Regions from separate parts of the Mus musculus genome. Here region 2 is linked to region 1. The links are chromatin loops, found by intact Hi-C in ENCODE. Cell type or tissue: left cerebral cortex. All regions are shown on one strand.

Region 1 (2,500 bases):
TACACCAGGCTACCTCTAGGCAGTTTCCCTGTTTTCCCTTCTTACATTGCTGCAGGAATGCCAGGATTACAGTTCTGCCCTTTTTACCTAGGTTCTGGGGGTCAGATTCAGATTTGTCAGGCTTGCTTAGCAAGAACTCTTGCTTTTTTTTTTGTCTCTATTATTTCTTCATCAGTGCCTCTTGCCTTTTTCTTTGTGTCCCCAATATCCATGATAACACTGTGCACAGCCATGCTCAAACGTGTCTATCTAAGATGCATCCTTTTTAGACAGGGTCTCACTGTATAGCCCTAGCTGTCCTGGAACTATGTAGTAGACCGGTGGCCTTGAACTCACGGAGATCAGCCTGCCTCTGCCTCCCAAGTGCTGGCATTAAAGGCCTGCATCAATGATTGGCCTTCAAGCTGCATCTCCTTGCCCCATAGTACTTTGTTTTCTGAGTCAATGTTTCATAGCCCAGGCTGGCCTTGAACTCACTATGTAACTGAAGAGAACCCTGACCTTTTTTTTTTTTTTTTTTGGTTGTTGTTGTTGTTGTTTTTTCGAGTCAGGGTTTCTCTGTATAGCCCTGGCTGTCCTGGAACTCACTTTGTAGACCAGACTGGCCTCAAACTCAGAAATCCTCCTGCCTCTGCCTCCCGAGTGCTGGGATTAAAGGCGTGCTCCACCATGGCTAACCCTGAACTTTTAAAATTTGTTGTCAAGCACTGGGGGTTGAATGCAGCACTTTATCTGAAGCCCCATGACTGCTCCTCCATGACTTAGGGTACTTTAACCAAGCCCAGGTCCCAACCAGAGCCTCAGTGTCCTTAGCTATCATGATGCCATGATTCTCCTGTGGCTGTAGCAGGTAACGTGTGACATTAACGTGGGTTGAGGGGCCTTGGGAGGCTTCCCAGAGATCAGAGGGAGGTGCTGGCAGGAGGGAATGTGCACAGTGGACTGCAGAGCCCCCAAGTATCCTCCCTGCGGCCCATATTAGCACAGATGCAAAGACAAAACTAGCCACTAGGGGGCAGCGTGGGCCTGCAGCAAGCCGAGGAAAGGCGCCCAGTTGTGTGATAGGCTTTTCCAGGCTTTTTCTTATCTGCAGAGTTGAGGCTTCCCTGTGAGTACAGAGCATGGCTCATGGGCTCCCAGCACAACAGCAGGGTCAGATAGGAACAACTGACACCTGCTGTGGCCAGGACCACAGAACATCTGGGTCTATACCCTGACCTATTTACTCACTTGCTGACTTTGGACCAGGGGTACTCAGTGTTGTCTTATCCCTACAGCCCAGATGTTGTGTGTGTGTGTGCACACATGTGTTCGCTGTGGCCAGAGGTCACAAGCAGAGGTCAGCTACATAGGCAGGAGGTCAGCATCAGGTGGCCTTCCCATTCATTTCTCTACGTTTGAGGATTCATTCTTAGTTTATGTGGATGAGTGTTTTGCCTGCATGTATGTTTGTGTGCGTGGTGTACTCAGGGGCAAGAAGACGGAGTCAGAGTCCCCCCAGGAATAGAGTTACAGAACCCAACTAGTCAGTTTACTCCAGTTTTGCAGCACCAAGTGCTGTTAACTGCTGAACCAGCCTTGGCCTCAATTTTGATTAAGTCTTGGTTTGGGGTCTTCCTTTATTGCTGGACTGGACTCCTGAGCTCAAGCTGCCACCTGGCCTCACCCTGGCAGCTGGGCTGAGGTGTGCTGCACAACAAACTTAAGAATTACTGAATGAAAACAATCGTAAAGGGAGCTGGGTGCTGAGCTCTAATCCGGACACTGGGGAGGTTGAGGAGGGCAGATCTCTGAATGGACCATGTTCTACATAGCAAGTTCCAGGCCAGCCAGGGCGATGTAGTGAGACGCTGCCTCAAACACACACAGAACTGCAACGGGGAACTGCAAAGAGGCTTCGAGGCCAAACGTTCGTGTGCAAGTGTGACGCCCAGAACCCACAGAGCTAGATCCTGGTGTTACAGATGTGGGGGACACACCCAGGGTCTGTCAGTGCTAAGTGACCATGGTAGCCCTCCTATAATATGAGCGCCTGGAAGGCAGAAACAGGCAGTCCCTGGAGTAGGCTGGCTAGTTGACTGGCCTGAACGGTAAGCTCCAGGGTTAGAGCAACCTCTGCCTTGATATATAAAGTGGAGAACAGTCACACTCAGGCCTATACACACACACACACGCACACACACATACACATATACATACACACACACACACCTACACACACCTACACGCACACACTCATACTCAGCCCCCCCCACATGCAAACACACACACATACACACATCCCTATACATATGCAAACACACACCACAGACGTAGGCAAAAAATATTTTGAAGAAAAAATTGCTTAAAATACGTGCAAGTATCCTTCAGACAGAGCCATGTAGAATACTGTACAGCCAACGTAAAGTCACAAGAACTGACCATGGTGTCTCTTTCTCCTCAGGCACTAAAAGAAGAGATCAAGGGCATGCACGGCCTTCGGATCTTCACCTCTGTCCCC
Region 2 (2,500 bases), 83 kb after region 1:
CAGCCCCTGCCAAGCACGGAAAGCACTCTCCATTCTCCAACTCAAATCTGCTATCCTCTGGATTGGTTTCTTTTCTGATAGGCCCACCTGTCTTCAACTTTGTTGCTGCTTATAAATTACTGAAGAGAGGAGGGGCTCCTTGGCTCTCCCAAAGAGCTCAAGGACAGGCGGAAAGGAACAACCAAGAGTATGCAGAGTCAAAAGGAACAGATTCTCAACAGGACATTTTTGGGGTGGTCAAAAGGAGAGATAGAAGACAAAGATCCTGGGCCCAGTACCAAAATAGTTTCCAGATATCCTTAGCCAGTGGAGTGATGCTCCCATGAGGCAGAGTGTGGGAGCTCTCACACTGGGCACTGTATTCTGTGCAGGCAGCTGAGGGGACTTATGCTATGGCATATTCCCTGGGATATATCATGGGTAAACGACATGAAGCACAATGTACAGTAAACCGACAACTTGCATTCACCAAGCTCAGCTTTGTGGCTGTGCCAGGACTGTGCACACCCACGCATCAGAATAGTCCTGGCAGCACTTAGCACACAAGGAGACATGCATTATTTCTTCTGGCTGTGGGACACCATTCACCCTTGGGGCTTACCCCTCCCATACCCATCCTGTGGGAACCTGCACATACACACACACACTTGTACACATACTCCCTTTATCCTGACCACAGGAGAAGCTGTTTTACCATGGCCTGATAGAGTGGGCAAAACTCTGTTGCCACAACAGGCCAGCTGAGAAAATCCAATGTGCGGAGAAGACAAAGCCTCTTAAGCTTGAGAGGAAGCTATGGCTCTCAGGCAGGTAAGTCAATATAAGTAGATCCATGCTGGGGGCAAAACGAATGAAGCTCCTGAGAACAGCTCACGCCGGGAGACCTAGCCTAGCGAGGGCTTTCTCTGGATTTCCCCAACACTAGGGCCAAGGTATGGGGTACATCCCAGGGTAGCACAACAGGTGGCAGAAAGAGAGAGAATGCTAGTGGAGTAGAAAGAAGCAGGTTTGCTGTGGAGAGCCATCACCAGAGGGCAGGCGGGCAGCCAGGCAGCTTGAGAGAATAAGCAGACAACGAAGTAGGTACAGAAGGCGGGGGCTTCCCTGTCTCCCTAAGCCCATGTGTCCCTATCCTTTTGTCTGTCTTTCAGAGTTGAGGGACAGAAGAGGCTGCCTCATAATCCTAACATCTCCAGCGCCCACAACCTGGAACAGCATACCAGGCGGGCGACTACAACTCCCCCAGCCAGCAGTGGGTGGCCAAAGGAAGCGGAGGTGGGAAACTGGATTCTGGCTCCCAAGAGGGTAAGCGAGCCAATATGAGCTCACAGTTCTCTCAGCACGCACGCACAAACAGTATCACCAATGCTTCTACTAGCCTGGGGTCCCCCACAGTTCCTTCCCAGATGACTACCAACAACTCCCAGCCTCACCAAGGCATGCCAGCTCCCCCAGAGAGCCATCACTGGGCTCTTCCTTCCTAAGAAGCTGTTTCAGAAGCAAAATCCACCACCTTCAAGGCTTTGCTTGGGAAGAGGCCAGGGAATAACCCTGGCCTTCATATCCACCTTGTAAGTTAGCCCGGGAACCCCTGACACACAGGAGGAAGCAGAACCCCACCCCGCCGGTGTCACCACACAGACAGCAAGGTGGCAGAGTGCCATTTCCAGCACCCCCTCAGTGCTTCCCACAGCTTTCCCAGGAAGCAGGAGGTAGATCGGCAGGAAAGACTAGGGGCATGCAGGGACACTCACAGCTCGCCCACCTGCTACCTAAGCAACCAGGCTCAGGGCTTCCTCTGTGCAAGGCAGAGCCCCACCAGGCCTGGCCTGCCCACCTGTCACCACACTCATCCCAACCTTTGCTCTTTAGAGGCAGCTGAGGTGTTCTTTTCTGTCCCAGTCCCCCTCTCCTCCCCTCCCCAACCTCCTGGGCCAGAGGCTACTGCTGAGTAATTCCAAACTTAGAGTGAGCCCCTGGCCCTGTAAACCCGGGCAAACTAGAAGGAACCTACTGAGCGGGACCTGGCTAACCTAGGCAGATTAGTCATAGATTCTTGATCAGATTCTCCCCAGACTCTTCATTCTCCTCTCCCCAAAACCTACACCACCCTCTGAAAAACCCACCTGGAATGGCTCAAAGCCCCTTTCTCTGCTTCCCTCACACCAGGGAACACTGCCTTCCCAGTCTCCCAGACACCAAGTGGCACAGAATAACAGCAGACACCCGCTGGCTTCCCAGCCATGATGTTGCATCAGCCCCCACCCTACCCAAAATATCCTCACCCCCACCACCTCCTCTCCTCTCTTCAGCCATCTCCATGGTGACAGCAGCATGACTAATGACACCCTATCAGCTTCAGACTCAGGAGTGCAATTCTCCCTCCCCCTTACTGTCTTTCACCCCCACTTCCCCGAGACAACGCACCCCGGGGATTTCTGCAGATTGGAAGCAAACCAACAGTGCCAGGGCCATTCTCCAGAGATTTCCAGAGGCAGGG

The links. Peaks named below come from ENCODE experiments on the same cell type or tissue, not always from the same donor. Only the 100,000 strongest peaks of a DNase experiment are listed, where the experiment ranks them.
Region 2: a loop joins it to region 1, with 5 times the contacts of the local background. A loop is called at or near these places in 1 of 42 quality-filtered maps.

Annotation. Positions count from the first base shown.
Region 1 is chr6:83,355,704-83,358,203 of GRCm38, forward strand. Bola3 (bolA-like 3 (E. coli)) reads left to right here. Exons shown (of 4, transcript NM_175277.5): 4 at 2,444-2,500. Among named protein-coding and RNA genes, the nearest start is that of Bola3, 7.5 kb to the left of the region's middle. In left cerebral cortex, a CTCF peak has its summit at 1,017 (motif pointing right); a DNase peak (open chromatin) is centred at 1,021.
Region 2 is chr6:83,438,270-83,440,769 of GRCm38, forward strand. The region is part of intron 3 of Tet3 (tet methylcytosine dioxygenase 3); the gene reads right to left. Among named protein-coding and RNA genes, the nearest start is that of B230319C09Rik, 2.2 kb to the right of the region's middle. In left cerebral cortex, a CTCF peak has its summit at 1,148; DNase peaks (open chromatin) are centred at 501, 1,251, 1,662 and 2,387; H3K4me3 peaks cover 2,500 bases; H3K27ac peaks cover 1,563 bases.